Regions from separate parts of the Homo sapiens genome. Here region 2 is linked to region 1. The links are chromatin loops, found by intact Hi-C in ENCODE. Cell type or tissue: HCT116. All regions are shown on one strand. Links, peaks and the distances in the headings refer to the core of each region. The heading gives the core; the rest is flanking DNA.

The links. Peaks named below come from ENCODE experiments on the same cell type or tissue, not always from the same donor. Only the 100,000 strongest peaks of a DNase experiment are listed, where the experiment ranks them.
Region 2: it touches region 1 in a loop (4-fold over the local background); 1 of 110 quality-filtered maps calls a loop at or near these places.

What each region holds. Positions count from the first base shown.
Region 1 is chr10:112,384,332-112,393,166 of GRCh38, reverse strand. All of the region lies in intron 1 of ACSL5 (acyl-CoA synthetase long chain family member 5), which reads right to left. Among named protein-coding and RNA genes, the nearest start is that of ACSL5, 15 kb to the right of the region's middle. RefSeq lists silencers at 3,489-3,538, 3,559-3,688. In HCT116, for the core only: no CTCF peak of the experiment used is centred there; a DNase peak (open chromatin) is centred at 3,546; H3K4me3 peaks cover 352 bases; H3K27ac peaks cover 4,000 bases.
Region 2 is chr10:112,515,479-112,524,313 of GRCh38, reverse strand. All of the region lies in intron 3 of VTI1A (vesicle transport through interaction with t-SNAREs 1A), which reads right to left. Among named protein-coding and RNA genes, the nearest start is that of VTI1A, 73 kb to the right of the region's middle. In HCT116, for the core only: no CTCF peak of the experiment used is centred there; DNase peaks (open chromatin) are centred at 4,983 and 6,763; H3K4me3 peaks cover 867 bases; H3K27ac peaks cover 3,900 bases.

The DNA.
Region 1 (8,835 bases), core at 1,881-5,880:
GAATTCAGCCTTACTTGGACTTGTATGATGAGGTACTCCAGGAGGCAAAAGCATTCAAAAACTAGCCATAAAGCCCAGGCAGAGAAGGGAGGACTGCCTCAGGGAAGACTGTGAAATTGAAAAAGCAGGTGGCAGTACCAAAGGGGAGGAGAAGCCCGTGCCTGTTTTGTGCTCTCCCATCCAGTCTGCCACCAGCCACTCCCTTCAGGCTGGGATATTGTGACAAGACTGGATATATATATATATATATTTGAGACACGGTCTTACTCTGTTGCCCAGGCTGGAGTGCAGTGGCACAACTCTGGCTCACTGCAGCCTCAACCTCGTGGGCTCAAGTGAACCTCCCACCTCAGGCTCCTGAATAACTGGGACTACAGGTGTGTGCCACCACACCCAGTTAATTCTTTAATTTTTTTTTTTTTTTTTGAGACAGAATCTCGCTCTGTCACCCAGGCTGGAGTGCAGTGGTACAATCTCGACTCACTGCAAGCTCCACCTCCCGGGTTCACGCCATTCTCCTGCCTCAGCCTCCCAAGTAGCTGGGACTACAGGTGCCTGCCACCATGCCGGCCTACTTTTTTGTATTTTTAGTAGAGACGGGGTTTCACTATGTTGGCCAGGATGGTCTCGATCTCCTGACCTCGTGATCCGCCTGCCTTGGCCTCCCAAAATGCTGGGATTACAGGTGTGAGCCACCGTACCTGGCCAATTCTTTAATTTTTTGTAAAGACACAGCCTCACCATGCTGCCCAGGCTGGTTTCAAACTCCTGGGCTCAAGCGGTCCTCCCACCTTGGCCTCCCAAAGTGCTGGGATTACAGGTGTGAGCCACCGTACCTGGCCAATTCTTTAATTTTTTGTAAAGACACAGCCTCACCATGCTGCCCAGGCTGGTTTCAAACTCCTGGGCTCAAGTGGTCCTCCCACCTTGGCCTCCCGAAGTGCTGGGATTACAGGTGTGAGCCACCACGACCACCCCAAGCTGGTGATATTTTATCTGGGCTTTTTCCCTCTGCCTCAATCCCACCCACAAATTAAGAGATCCTTACCAACACCCTCCTGTTCGACTATGGAAAAAAATGGTTGCACTAAGGATTTCTGCCCTCTTCTTCCAGATGGCACATTTATATTTTAATAGGAGACTTTGCAAACAATGTCTTTGAATCAGAGTCTAAAAGTTGAATTTCTGTTCAGTTGTGGTGATATGGGGGTGGGGTCAGGAAGAAGAGTGAATAACCTGACTGGTAATACATATGGGAGAAAAGGGACAGAGAATCTATGGCGTCTCAAGGGGGCACCTGCTGTCAATCTCAGGTGATTGTTACCATATAGTAACAATACTATGGGTCACAGATTGTCAGAATTCTGCCCCCTCCCTAGATAATCCAGAAGACTGCATTTTTTGAAACCTCAATTTTAACTAACAACCGTTTTTAAGAGTCTGGCATGGGATAAACAAGAACACATTTCATAGTTTAATTTGGATCACGGTCTGTTAATGTTTGACTACTCCTTTGAGACAGACTTCAATCATATTGCCCACAAACAGAACGAGACTGACCACTTCATTACAAACAAGGGAGATATTTACACATTTCAAAGCCACAGTTTCATGAGAATGAAAATACCTTGCCTATATTGGCAAGGGATTTTATTTGAGGAAGACAATGAAGGAAGGATTTATTTGTATTTGTCAATGGAAATAGCTTGCTTAGTTTGCTACCACTGACCAGGTATCCAACTCAAGTAGGAGGTGCACAGAATTTCACATGGTTCCTTCCTCAATTTTTTTTTTTTTTGAGGCACAGTCTGGCTCTGCTGCCCAGCTGGAGTGCAGTGGTATGATCTCGGCTGATTGCAACCTCTGCCTCCCAGGTTCAGGCGATTCTCCTGTCTCAGCCTCCTGAGTAGCAGGTGCCTGCCACCATGCGCAACTAACTTTGCATTTTTAGTAGAGACGAGGGTTTCACCATGTTGGCCAGGCTGGTCTCAAACTCCTGACCTCAGGTGATCCGCCCGCCTTGGCCTCCCAAAGTGCTGGGATTACAGGCATGAGCCATTGCACCTGGCCCTTCCTCAATTTTTAAAAAAATTGAGATACAATTTACATAATGTAGAATTAACCACTTTAAAATGTACAATCGGGCAGTATTTAGTACATTCACAATGTTGTGCAACCATTACATCTATTTAGTTCCAAAACATTTTCATCACCATAAAATACGAAACCCTGAACCCATTAACAAACCCTTCAATGCCCAGCCTCTAGAGAAAGGATTAGGCTGCTTTCTGTTGCTATGGATTTATCTATTCTAAATATTTCATATAAATGAAACCATATATGTGACTTTTTGTGTCTGACTTCTTTTACATAGTATAATTTTTAAGATTCATTGATGGGGTAGTATGTCTGTACTTCGTTTCTTTTTATGGCTCAATGTTATCCCATTGTATGGATAGACTACACTCTATCTATCTATCTATCTATCTATCTATCTATCTATCTATCTATTTATCTATCTACCAGTTGATGAATATCTGGGTTGTTTCTACTTTTGATATTGTGAACAAAGCTATTACGAGCATTTCTATACAGTTTTTGTTTGAATATCTTTTTCCAGTTCTTTAGGGTGTAGACCTAGGAGAGAAATTGCTGAGTCAATGCGAATTTTATATTTAACTTTTTGCGGAACCACCAAAGTGTTTTCCACAGTAGCTGCACCATTTTATATCCAACCAGCAATGTAAGAGGGTTCCAATTTCTTTCCCTTCTCCCTAACACTGCTACTTTCTCTTTGTCTGTTTAAATAGCCATTCTAGTAGGTGTGAAATGGTACCTCATTGTGGGTTTGATTTGCATTTCTCTAATGACTAAGGATGTTGAGCATTTTTTTATGTGCTTCTTGGCCATTTGTATTTCTTTTTTGAAGAAATGTCTACTCAAGTCTTTTGCCCATTTAAAAATTAGGTCATATATATATATACACACAACACTTATCAGAGATATGATTTGCAATATTTTCTTCCATTCTGTAGGTTGTCTTTTTACTATCTTGATAATCTCTTTTTTATTTTTATTTTTTTACAATTAACAATTTTATTTTAGATATGGTGTCTCACTATGTTGCCCAGGCTGGTTCTGAACTGCTGGGCTCAAGTGATCTTCCTACCTCAGCCTCCCAAAGTGCTGGGATTACAGGCGTGAGCCACTGTGCCTGGTGTATAGTCTCCTTTTTAATGCCCAATACACTCAAACATTTTTAACCTTACAAGATTAGCGCTGAGAGGATTTGCAACCATATCATGTAACTCTCTCACTGTTTAAGTGGAAGAAACTAAGGGCCTGAGAGAAGGTGAGACTCCTGGGTCAAACCACGACAGGAGTAGGAAGCTCTGTTTACCATTCTAACCATTAGAATCTGTTAACACTTCCAAGTAAGTTCAAAGAAACAAGGGGGAAAAAAGTCACCCTCCTTTTGTCACACGTCCTGTGTGACTCAAACTACAGCTCTGGTTTAGTCACTCCACAGAATCCCCTGTAAGCAGTGGGCGTGACTGGCATTTCCTCTTCCTTTTAACATCACTCCTGGTTACGGTAGGGAAAAGCACAATAGTGGTAAAGAAAAGAGGAAAGAGGGCTCTGTCATGCTGTGTCTGGGATTTCCTGTTTCACGTAATATACAAATAGCTGAACAAGCCCCAGTACACACCAGGATGTCCCATGTCAAAAGGCTTACTCCACTTTTTGACGTGGTGATGGTGACATGCCTTGGCCTCAGACCCCAGGATGCCCATTTGTCCACCATCCTTGTCCTTGATCCACTCCAGGGCCTTCCCCTCTCCTGTGGATGGATGACTGGAGCCACAGTCACTCATCTCCTGGCTCCTAACATGTTTTATTCCCAAGTTAGCTGAAGGACGCCTTCTGCCTTCACACCTCTGTGCATGCTTCCTGGACCATTCTTGGTGTCTAGGTTATGATCACCCCATATTCAGCTTCGGATTTTTTTCCTTTTGTGGACTTGGGGCAGCATGTCTTCATTTAGTCTCCTTTTCTTTGGATAAATGTCCTAAATGGCTCCTTCTACTCTAATATTTAAATTTTTGGTCAACTATGTTTATTGCTATGAATCTTTCATACTATCCCTATTGGCTAAAAATCATTTTCTTTTGATAGTCTCTATCTTTTAAAAGATTGTATTTTTCCTATGTATATATCCCACTCAAACCCTATTCGAAGTCTGTTCCCATCTGGAAGCCTCTGTATTTGCTCTTCTCTTTGCCTGGAACATTTCCCCAGATCTGAAATGGTTGTGTATTGCTGATAGGTCAGGCCTCACCTCAAATGTCACTTCCTCGGAGGCTCACTGTTTCTGATCACCTTATTGAATATTGTCTTTACCTTTCCAGTCAGTGTCATGGACTTTGTTCTCTTCTCCATGACACTGTTCACTGGGAAATAGTCCTAGCTCCTTATCACTCATTGTGCCAACTGAGCTGATGTTCTCTTTGGAACAGAGATTTTAATTTTGTTTACTGCTGTGTCTCTGATGCCCCCACCATGCCTGGCACATAAAAAACTTTCAACAAGTGGTTGTTGAGCAAATGAACAGTTTTCCAGGTCACAATTGTTTATTCCATATACTCTCAGTTAACTCATTTTCCCTGCAGTACAAAGACCCCACCCTTAAACCCCCAAATCTTAGATCATAAGAAGTCATTCAGGCCAATCTGGAGAGGATTGCTCCCTAATCAATACTTTGGTAAGGTATTGGATAGGGATGGTGGCTGGTGACAGGGGTGTATTTCTGACACACATTAAGGACTATTCAAGATCCTTCTACTCCTCCAGGCTTAGAAGAGTTGGAATGAAGTTATCTACATGGGATAAGTAGGTAGAAAGTCCAGCCAAGAAATAAATCATACTGGACTAGGAGCGGTGACTCACGCCTGTAATCCCAGCACGTTGGGAGGCCAAGGAGGGCAGATCACTTGAGGCCAGGAGTTCGAGACCAGCCTGGCCAACATGGCGAAACCCCATCTCTACCAAAAATACAAAAAGTTAGCTGGGCTTGGTGGCGCATGCCTGTAATCCCAGCTACTCGGGAGGCTCTGGCACAAGAATTCCTTGAACCTGGGAGGCGGAAGTTGCAGTGAGCTGAGATCACACCACTGCACTCCAGCCTGGGTGACAGAGCAAGACTCTGTCTCCAAAAAAAAAAAAAAAAAAAGGAACAAATAAATCATTCTGTTACCTTTGCTTTTAGGCCTGGAGAACTATTATTTTTTTGTGCAATAATAAGACATAAATTGCAATTATAAGCTTTAAAAAAATCTGCCTTCATTAATTTGTATTTAATTGATTTCTGTGTTCTTTTGCATGTATGGGCTCATCCTATGGTGATAGAAAGCTAATTAAAAAGGAGACCAGCATCCTCAAGTTCTTACACCCAATTAGTTAACACATTCTTCCATACTAGGAATTACCTACTCTCTCCTAGAGACTATGTCAAAAGTCTTTACAACTTATAATGACTCCAAAGGGAACTGTGTGTTATTTACGAGGCTGTATATGAAAGTTTTGCTTTTTGAGCTGGGATTTCCATTTCTAACCCAGCTTCTAAAATCATTTTTCCTACATTCCTGCCACCCTCAACCTAGGAAACCTCTCTCTCAGTCCTTGACTACAGAGTCAGTATTTCTAGACAAACCCAAAAGTAATGACAAAAGGCCAGTATGAAATTACAAACCATTAGCATCATGAGCATACCTGGAAAGAGCTGATAACCTTTTCCTTTATATGCTATGAACGTGAACCAGGTGTGTGTTCTGTTGCAAGATCCTTCACCCAATTTCCTCAGAGCCCTGGGATGAAGGGCTTTTAAAAAATCATTTCTTAAACTAGTTTGCTTTTCTGTATCATAAGTAGTTTTCTTCTACTAGGGATATGACAGATGAGGTGATTTGAGACAATGATCTTGCTTCACAAAACTCAGTCAAAGAAAAGCATCATATGGAAAAAGCCCAGTAGATTGTCCCCCAAGGGAAGCTATTCTCAGCTACCCAAGCTATTTAAAATGATTCAAAATCCAAGGGGTCAACATTCAGATCTGACATAAAAATCTGTGGTCATATCTCCCAATTAAAAAACAAAACAAAATTTAAAAAAAGAGCTGAGAGGAGAAATTCTAAAAACCCTCTAAGGAAATAAGAGGTAACTAGTATGTTTCAGTTTTATAATTACTGAGATAATTTGGAGGTGGCCAGTTACTAAAATTGGTATGCAGAGAGTTAATAGCTTTCCTATATTTTATACAAATAACTGATTTAGAAGTCATGAAAAAGATGCTATTCACAATAGTGTATATAAGAATAAATGCGTAAAACCTATATTTTAAAAGTTTAGATCTGAAGTACCTAAGAAGGCTAGAAAAATGGAAAGACATACCTGAAATATTCAAGGTTCCTGTCACCTTAAAGGTATCTATACATTTAATGCAACCCTAATGAAGGCTTTCTTAGGAACTAAAATGCTAATTCTAAAGTACATCCAGAAAAAAATAAAACTTAACAAAGAGTGAAACAATTTTGAAAAATAGCAGGAATTGGGTAGGTGGCAGACCAGCAATCATTACCAAATTTAAATACTTACTATAGAGCTATAGGAGTTTTCTGGCCAGACACAGTGGCTTATGCCTGTAATCCCAGCACTTTGGAAGGCCGAGGCGGGCGGGTCACTTGAGGTCAGGAGTTCAAGACCAGCCTGGCCAACATGGTGAAACCCTGTCTCTACTCAAAATACAAAAATTAGCTTGGCATGGTGGCGTGCGCTTATAATCCCAGCTACTAGGGAGGCTGAGGCAGGAGAATTGCTTGAACCCAGGAGGTGGAGATCGCAGTGAGCCGAGATTGCACCACTGCACTCCAGCATGGGCAACAGAGCCAGACTCTGCCTCAAAAAAAAAAAAAAAAAAAAAAAAAAAAAAGAGCTATAGGAGTTTTCTATTGGTCATGAATAGACAAACCTATTTAATAAAATCATCCTGAAACATGCCCAGTAGATGCTATTATCATGTACTAAATTGCATTTCAAATCAAAATAGGTATTTTTTCACTTAAAATAAACGTACTGAGACAACTGGCTAGCCATTCAGAGAGAATACATTAAGCTGTCTACTCTCTTACTCCTACAACAAAAATAAGCTGAAGATAGGTCAAAGACTTAAGTATAAAACAATGAAAACAATAAGAATGGTTGGGGTGAAAAAGTATGGAGAGATTTTCTCTTATAATTTGGCATGGGGAAGACTCAAGACAGACATAACACCTAAAATCTATAAACAGAAATGTTGGCAAGTTTGATTATATAAAAATAAAAATTTTCCCGCAGAAAAGATACCAGAGACAAAGACACGTTGAGGAAAAAGTATCAACCCCCTCAGATAGGCTAAGAGTTAATTTCTTTAATAAGAAACTCAGACAACAATGAAAAACAAAATATAACCCAATAAAGCAAGGGCAGAGCTTGCTGAAAGTTCACAGCAAAACAAGCAAGTTATTTACAATTAGGGAAAGACATTCAACTTTGCTTATAGTTCTTAAGAATGCAGATTTAAATGACATGCCTTTTCCTCGTGCATCAGATTCCAGTGATGAAACGGTGAGAAATGCAACGTGAATTGTGGAAATGTACATTTGACGCTGTCTCTTAAAGAAGTCCCTATTGCCCTCTACACATCATAAAATGTATGCCCTTTCACCTAGTAATTCTACCATCAGCTTATCTCATAGAAAGACATCAGATCAATAAACTACATCACAAATGACATGTAAAGTACAGGTTAAGAATGTTGGCTCAGACTAGTTGGGCTCAAGCTCTTCTTGGTCATTTTCTTTGTGACCTGGGGCAGATAACTTAATTCTCTGTGGTTTCTCATCTATAAAATGGCAGTAATGGCATCTCCTTTCTAAGGCTGTCACCATGATTAAAAGAGTTAATGGATATATAAAGTGCTTAGAACCATGGCTGGCACGCAGGTTCATGTATTAACTATTATATTTATCACCTTTAAAGCTGTAGAATTGTTTCTAATCCAAAAGCCTAGGAAAGCCTTCCTTGATAGGAGAAGAATGAAACAAATTACAGTACTTCCACACAATGGAATTCTGGGCAGGTATTTTAAAAAAGAAAGTCGATCTGTAGGTAATGATATGAAAAGAGCTCATGATGTACTGCCAGGGAGAAAGAAAAAAATATTTGGACAGTGTGTACATTATCTTCTCAATTACAATGAATTATATACGCATTTGTGTTTCTGAAAAGACAATCCTCATAGAAAAAGAGAGATGGAGGTCGGGTGCAGTGTCTCACACCTATAATCCCAGTACTTTGGAAGGCTGAGGTGGATATATTGCTTGAGCCCAGGAGTTTGAGACCAGGAGTTTGAGTCTGGGGAACACGGTGAGGACCTGTCTCTACAAAAAATACAAAAATTAGCCTCGCTTGGCGGTGCATGCCGGTAGTCCCCACTACCTGGGAGCCTGAGGTGGGAGGATCGCTTGAGCCAGGGAGGTCAAGGCTGCAGTGAGCTGTAATTGTGCTACTGCGCTCCAGCCAGGGCAACAGAGCAAGACTCTGTCTCAAAAACAAAACAACAAAACAAAACAAAACAAAAAAACAAGAAAAAGACAGATGGAAGAGGAGAAATCATGACTGGATTTCTTGAAAGTCTTGTCTACTCCATCATTCAGCCAAAAGCTATTGAAGGGCTTGGCTGTATATGTTGCATTGTTCCAGGTGCTGGGGATATAGCAGGGAAAACCCTGCCCTCGTGAG
Region 2 (8,835 bases), core at 3,183-7,182, 130 kb before region 1:
ATATGTGAGTTTCATTTTCCAAACAAAACAAATCAAGACTATTAAAAAAAACTAATTATATTTAGATGCCCAACATTGGTATTTTCTCATAATTTTTCACGACTTAAAATTTTCAGTAAGCTGATTGTACCCAACCATAACTTAGCCTGCAAGATCATCATTAAACTAACTGAATACCAAAAAAGGGGGAAAATCCTTTGAATGACAAACTGCTTATTTTATGGATAATTTTCCTCTAAAACATCAATAAGTTATGTTACCTTTTATGGAATTAAAAAAAAACCCATGCTACATTAATAAGTACCTACACAATAATTTAATTTGGAAGATTCAAAGTTAATAAAACTGAAGCATTTACTGTATCTTGATAAACTTCACTAAAATATTTTTTCTTTATTATCAACGGTATAAAATTCGTACTTTAGCCAAATGCAAACATGAGAATTTGAGCTGGAAATGTCACACATTCAGCTACAGTTTGAAGGAACCCAATTCATAATGCATTTTATAAATAGTTAATGACTTCTATACATAAGCTAACCAGGCAAATCAAGAAATTGTCAACATTTTTAGTCTTAGTTGTCAGTTACCACTGTCTACTGGTGCTTTATATGTGGCTTCTGGAGAAGACAGAAGCTCTATGCAGTTTGTAATCTACTGCAATTTCTGGTCTGTACCATAAGAGTAGAAAAGCTTCAGCTGACAATACTTGCCTCCCCCCGCCACCCACACACACACAACATACACAGAGTTAAATACAAGAGTACTCCTCACTTTTAATTGTGTGTTTGTGTAAAGTTTACTTCTTCTAACTTACATACTTTGGTAGACTACATGGTTAGAAAGAAAATCTACAGATCGTATATGAACTATAGAAAAAAATATGACAAATAAACAACTGATTGTTACCTCTAAGAAGTTAGATGCACAAGTTTCAATGGCTATTTTAAACTGATGACACAAGTGAGTTATGAATGCGAGAATTTCGGATTCAAGGCGATTTTCGATTTTTACTTGGTATATGAACAGGTCCTTTGCATACTGATTGGCTGATTTTCTTAAAGCCAAGTTCAAACAGATACACTTGCTTAGTTCTGTCTGGAAATTTGGCTTGAAACAATCTTTCTACTTGACCCAAGCCTTGACATTTCCCAACTGAACTGAATGTGTTCCTGGACAGGCACTGCTAAATTAGAAACAAAACGAATTAACTTAGCTTAAACTAATTAAAAACTGTGATCTGTGGTACCGCCTCCTGTATGATTCTACATGTGAAATAGAGTATACGTAACCAGAATGAGGATTCTACAGCCCAGAACTAGCAAAAGCATAACAATGAAGTTGGTTTATTACTAAAGCGTATATGAGAATTTAATTTCCATGGCGTGCACATGGCAAAGCAATTGCTTAAATTGCCTCACCTGGGAATTTAATACAATGTTATCATCAGACCAGCCACATTGTAAATAGATTTATAATGCTTTCCATGTGCTGTATTCTGTTGCATATGAATTAAGTAATGATCTGGTATTACAATAAAATCAGCTAGTTCCCACACCTGGCAGACAGGATATTTCACTAAATTAATACCCACACAGCTACATCACAAGGCATAGGAGAGGAAACCATCTCAAAAGGCATTCGACTTGAGTTTTACATGGGATGCAAATATTCGATGGCTACGTAGAATGTCAGTACATTGAATGGGGCTGCTGAAGACAATCTGTTTCTAACATCTGTATCACAGAATTAAGACGTTCTCATTCCCATTCGATTTTGGCCTAATTTTCTTCATTCAGCACTTTAATTACTAATCAGCAATCCGCAACATTCACAAACACTAAGCAAGCCCTTTATTCTAATCTATGTGCTGCAGACAGCCAAATAATTGATACAGAGTGCAGTATGGTTTTGGTAAGTAATGAAAGAACAGCTTGTCCTACTTCCTAATCAAATGGGTCTATAGAAGAATTGGTTAATAGATTTCTCCATAGGTCTAAAACAAATTACCCAGTCTGGCCAGACTTTTCCATTGCTTCTACATGTCTTTCAGTCTCCATATATTTAATAATGCCCAAGGTTACCAGGTGATACATCTATTAAAAATTGCATGCTTTCATAGCCAAAGAATTTAACTGCTCCAAAGAATTTAACTGCTCCTGTTATAATTAACACTTTGGGATATCTACAGAAAACCATGAAATTATATTGATTAGTTAGTCATATAATTGCTGGCACTCATTTCTTAACTAATTTTATCTGGTTCTAATTAAATAATATCATACTTCTGTAATGCCCAGATGGCATTTTCTAAAATGCATCTATCTTTGGCACCAAGTGTTCCATTTTTAGCCTCACTTCTATTTCTCATGGACAATTTCAGCTTTTCAGCCACACACCACCCCTGCACCAGGACTCAAAAAGGCTCATCAATCCAGGACAGAAAGCTTACACAGTCCAGAAAAAAAATAAATGGAACTTATGAATTTTTGTTTATCACAGTGTTCTCCATGTTGTATTAATTTCTAGCAAAAAGCAATTTAAGGTTAAAACATGTATCATACTACATGGCTTAGGTAAAGGTAAAGAAAACTGTTAGATATATGTTTGATCCCTGGAACATTGTTAGGATGGATGGAAAAGCACAGGGTACTAAATGAAAAGAACAGAGAGAGCATTTCAGTATGTGATCTTGGTCAAATTAAGTTTTCTGAGCATCAGTTTCTTCATCTCTAAAATAATGGTATAGTATTTATTTCCTAGGGCTGTTGTGAAGATTTAAATGTTATAAACAAATGCAAACCTACCCTAACACCTTGTATATGATGACCTCCAGAGCATGTTCAACTAAATTGTAGTTGATAATACTGGAAAGGATGCAATAAAACTAGTAGGCATACATGGCTGAAAGTATAAATTATGCATCCTTCTTAAAAAATCATTTGCTAATACATACCAAAAATGGCTTTAAAAATCTGTATTATTTAGATCCTGTAATTCCACCATACTGTTTTGCCCAATTCCTTATTTTATGGTGGTGTAATTTTTGGATGGCTTCCAATAGTAAAAAATTTTACTGCATTTCTTTAATGCTATCAGAGAAAGTAAGTTCCAATCTGTTTCTTCTATGTAGTCATTCCTCTAAGTATGGCTTGCTCTTGCTCAAGGGACTGTTTAGAGTTAAAGGTCAAGCTCATTCGCTGGAAGGTGCACATGCCACATGTCACCAATACTGTAGCATTAATAAAGGGAAAGCACACTTTGTGTCTATCATAAACTCATGGGCAATGGACCATATGCAAGCCACCAGAGAAAAAATACTAACATACCCTGCTGCAAGGCTACCAACAGAGCTGGAAAGTAGGTTACCATGAGACTGCCAAAATAATCCATTGTTCTTTAGTATGCAACACCAGAAAAAAAATTAAAAATTAGTTTTAAAAAATTTTGTCTTTTTATTGTAATCACTCTCATTTATTATTTTTGCTTATACTTTCAAACACATTTTCCATGTTCAGAATGGATATTTATGTTTTGGCTATAAACAATAAGATAAATTATACCACATTTCCCCTAAATTACTTTTTAAAATTTAGCTATAATATCATATGTGAATATTTATATGCATATCATGAGGTTTTATATATATATATATATATATATATACACACACACACACACACACACACACATATAGAGACTAAAAAACCCATTTGCAATCCATATGGAATAATAACTATGTTTACAATGCTACAACAGACTTTTATTTATATTAGGAACTCTGCCCATATTGCTGCTGTATCATTTAATGATTTGCAAAACAGAGATCCCAGAAATTATGTAACTGCAGTTCTTCATTTCCTCTTCCAGCATTTCTAAACTTTAGCCTGTAATTTAAATTTAGCATGAATGTTTCAAAAGGCAACATAAGTTAGTATCATGGCCCCACTTGCTTGCATATGCTTGCAGTTTATGACTTTTGACACTGCTATTGAATACGGTGTGGCTGTGTCTTAAATCATGTTAGCTTGTCAATCAACAATTAAATTACTTCATTCAGAAAATCAGCTCATGATAGAATGCCCAGATGTTGTTGTCAGCATCTGGAATAGTGTAAGTATGCAGTGGAGGAAATCTCATCCTTTAAAGTCTTTTGATACGTAAAATAAAATAACTCCATAGACTCTACTTGAAATAATCAAAATATCAAAATGTTTATTATTTTCTTTGTTAATGATTTATAAATACACTATACACCCCACTGGAAAATGTTACTCTGATAAATAAATGTTTTGCAATAGATGCTTCATTTGTATTTTAAAATAAACTACTGCAACAAAGTATATAAGTGTATACAATTAATTCCTATAATGCTAGTTTCTCTATATCATCTGCCTAGCATTGGGAAGGAAAAGGGGTCATTCATTGAAAATCTGTCCATAGTCACAGTTTCAAGTGATCTAAACATCCAAGAACAAGTTATCCTGAGGATTCTCCGTAACTGACCCTAAGTTATCGCATGAGGTTTCATCTAGATCAGGCTGCAAATTTAAAAACAAGGGGTTCTAAGCCAGATGAATGATCTATCCAAGGCCACGGAGCTAGGAAAGATGAGGCAGAACAAGGACAGAACCCCATTCCTCAATGCCAGTGTTCTTTTCACTTTATTACACCGCCACAACAGGCTGGAGTCCCCCTACCTTCATTCTCCAAAGCCATGGTTGGATGAACGATTCACCTAGTTCTATCAACTTATCATCAGCTAATTAGTCTAAAGGTTTTGTTTCTGGTCACCCTTCTCTAAAAACAAACAAACAAACCTTTATTCTTTGCTATCAATAGCTAGAATATTGGACACCAATCAAGATCGAGGGTGATAAATGCTTAAGGTAAACTGTTTTATTTGATAGAATAAAGCATCTGATCTCAGAGGGTGAGTCATAACCACACCTATGGGTGTTATTTAGACAAGTTTCAAGATTAATCTTCAAAGGCTGTACCATAAAGCAACAATAGCCTACCTATGGCTCAGAGAGGAGCCGCACCAGCTATTAAGATGTGTTCAGAACTGCTTGCTTACTCAGAAAATCTGGTAACTCCTGGTTACTTCAAAATTCTAGATTGGAATCAGCCATCTCATAGGCAAACAATTTTTATAACCTATTTTCCTGGTACTTACTTTTGGACCCATGTTGCGACAGTTTCTTTATTATAGACTATGCTGTGTTATAGTGAGGTTATAGGGTTCATAATTCAGAGATATACAATGTCTTTTAATGTTTTATGGATATAGCCAATAAAACTATGATGTTTAGGCAATATAAGAAAATTAATTTAGTCCAAATTTTCTATGAAAACATTTTGACGGTTACTTCTATACTAGGGTGACCCAAAACAAAATATAATGAATATGAAACTTCATACCTCATTCATAAATAACATATTCTTCCTGAAAGATTCTCCATTTTCAGTTGAATAAAATAAAATCTTGCCTACTCAGATGTTTCGCTTCATCAATTAAATGTTTTCTTGAGTATCTTCAATGTTTCACCCTCTACTGGTTCTTTCCTTTATGGTAGGTATATCAACACTTTTAAGTGTATCCCAGCTTTACACATTTTAAAAAGTTATGTGTGTGTGTGTGTATATATATATATATATACACGTATATACACATATATATACACATACACACACACACATATATATATATATATATATATAGAGAGAGAGAGAGAGAGAGAGAGAGAGAGAGAGAGAGAGAGAAAGAGATATGAGGTCTCACCATGCTGCCCAGGCTGGCCTTGAACTCCTTGGGCTTAAGCAATCCTCCTATCTCTGCCTCCCAAAGTGCTGGGGTTACAGGTATAAGCCACAGCACCTGGCAGTTATTTCATTCTACATTACTCTCCCCCAGCAAATGCCATCCTCTCTTTATGCTTCCCTTCCTAGCCAAGCTTCTTAACCCATTTATGTCCAGTGTTCCATTATTGGAACGCTAAGCTTGTGGGAGTTATTTATATCCTACCGCTCAAGGTCATCACAAAGGTCTGATTGTTCACGAAAAAAGTTTGCAACCTCCAGCATAAATGGGTTAATAGACTATTTTACATGCAATAACTCCATTTATTCATGTCTCAGTCATTTCTCAGCTTATTATAAACTGGATTTCTTCCTACCACTCTGCAGGTCTTCCAAAGATCACCAATGACTTCCTAGTTGTCAAAATTATTGGCCATGTTTTATAAATGAAATTTTTATTTTATGATTGTTTAAGATTTATAAAAAGTTTACAACAACAGTGCAGAGAGTTCCCATATAACCCACACCCAGTTTGTCACAATTAATAAATTATTCATTATTATTAATTAAAGTCATCCTTTTTTTCAGATTTCCTTAGCTTTTACCTAACGTTCATTTTGTATTCCAGGATCCCATCCAAGACTCCACATTATATTTAGTAGTCATGACTTCTTAGGCTGTAGTAGTTTCTCAGACTTATTTGTTTTTGATGACCTTGACAGTTCTGAGGAGTGGTGCTCAGGTATTTTGTAAAATGTGCCTCAATTAGGATTTGCCTGATATTTTTCTCATGACTAGATTGGAGTCATATATTTTCCGGAGGGAGATCACAGAAGTAAAGTGCCACTTTGATCAGATCATATCGAAGCTACATACGATCAGCATGACTCATCACTGTTGATGCTGACCTTGATTACTTGGCTGAGGTAGTGTTTATCAAGTTTATTCACTGTAACGTTACCCTTTTCCTCTTTTCATGTTGTACTCACTATGCATTAGCTCACAGGTAAGGAGTTGGGAATTAGGCTCCACCCCCTTGAGGGCGGAGTATCTACATAAATTATTTGGCATTCTATTGCATAGGAGATTTGTCTATTCAATCATTACTCAATCATCTATTTATATCAGTCTGGCATCATGGCTATTTATTATATTCTGGGTTATCGTCCAATACTACTTCATTTCTTTTGTTGCTCAGATTGTGCCAATTTTAGCTGCAATGGCCACTTTTGAGTCCTTTTTCAGGTCTGACCTCTTGATAGTACCTGACACTGTTGCCCACTTTCTCCTTAACAGATTCAGCACCACACTCCCTTTGAATTCCTCCTATCCTTGGAGGAATTGTGCTTCTCTTTCTCAGTCTCTCCTTCTTAGTCTCCTTCATTGTAACTTCTCTCACGATCTGCCCATGAATGCTGGTGTTCCCCTAGGTCTCCGTCCTTAGCCCACTTCTCACTCATCTGAGTGATCTCATTCATACCTATTGTTCAAACTATCACCTAGGAGCTGGCAAAGATGTTTTCTGCATATTCCACTACAAATCCAATTCCTATTGAGTACCTTAAATAATATAAAGGCATCTCAGGCTTAACACAGACAAAGTAGAATATTATCTTTCTCCTACCGCATGCTCCACCTCCTGTTTTCCCTAATGATGGATAGTATAACCATGCACATGGTATTCTTAGATAAAAACCTAAAAATTATCCCACTCTCTCCTTCATTACACAAATCCAATCAATCAGCAGGCCCTATGAATTAAACCCTTATTTTTCAGAATATCTACAACTGGGGCCCTTGGCTCTATTTCCAGTATGTTTGTTATCTTATGCATTAGTCCCCATTCTTTCTTTATAACTGTTATTAACATATATTTCTCATCCTTCTTTTTATATATGAATTATATTTGGGAGATATTTGGATGGAAAGACTGACATGTTTTTGGCAGAGGTAAGCCAATAGGTCCAAAGTCTCAGCTCCTCATTTTGGGCAGAAAAGGAGATACCTTTTCTAACAGAATATCAAAGCTATAAATGAATAATTGTCTAAAAATATAACTTATTTCAGGATAGAAATATTAAAATAGAAAGCAAATATATTCAACAAAAGCCAATATACTATGGGAAAATGGTAAGCAACAGACCACTCTCCAACTTTATAAGTCAATACCACATTTTTCTTTAATTTCAAATATAGGCATATCTCATATCTGTTGTTTTATTGTTCTCATGAGTTAGATATTGCCATTTTTTATTATGTAGAAACTAAAAGACCACCATTTCAAATGAGATGATGTGCATGCATATTTCTTCTTTGTTTGTCTGATTTGTGGACCTGAGGAATATGGATTACCTCTGTTATCTGCACAAGAAGCTCCGCTACAAGCCTGGCATTCAGTTTGCTTTTATCTCTGAGACCCCAAATTGTACTGTTAGGCAACAGAGGGCACTTATCTAGATTGAACTGTCATACAAATAGATTTTTGTCAGCCACTCAATTTGTATTGGGGAACATGCCAACAAAAACAAAACACAGCAATTTAAAACAACAATCCTATCCTCTAGTGACAGGAACAAATTGCTGCATTTCAAATGAATAAGAATTACTATAGATCGCACATCTTGTATGTGGGTGCTATAGGAAGAAAAATGTTCTTGGAACTAATTCTGTATAGTTTTTCTGGCTGTAGTCTAATATAAACCAAGCACATAGTATGCCTAATACTAATAAACATACCAAAAAAAAGCCACAAACAAAAAGGAATTAATTGTTATCTGAGGAGAATGAGGCTGCCTAATGAAGTTCCAAGTCAAAATTCAGTGGCTAGATGAAGGTGACATTATGTTGCATTTTGAATCTGTTCTCTGATCTATGGTCCCTCCAGGAATGCAGGTAGTGCCTCTGCCCACAAAACAGTCAATTTGAGGAGTGAGACCATAATTCTCCTTAGGCCTAAATTGATTCTGGCTCTATGTCTTCAATATCCATAAAGAACAAGCAAAAACTAGTAAATTGACCTCACCACAGTTACAC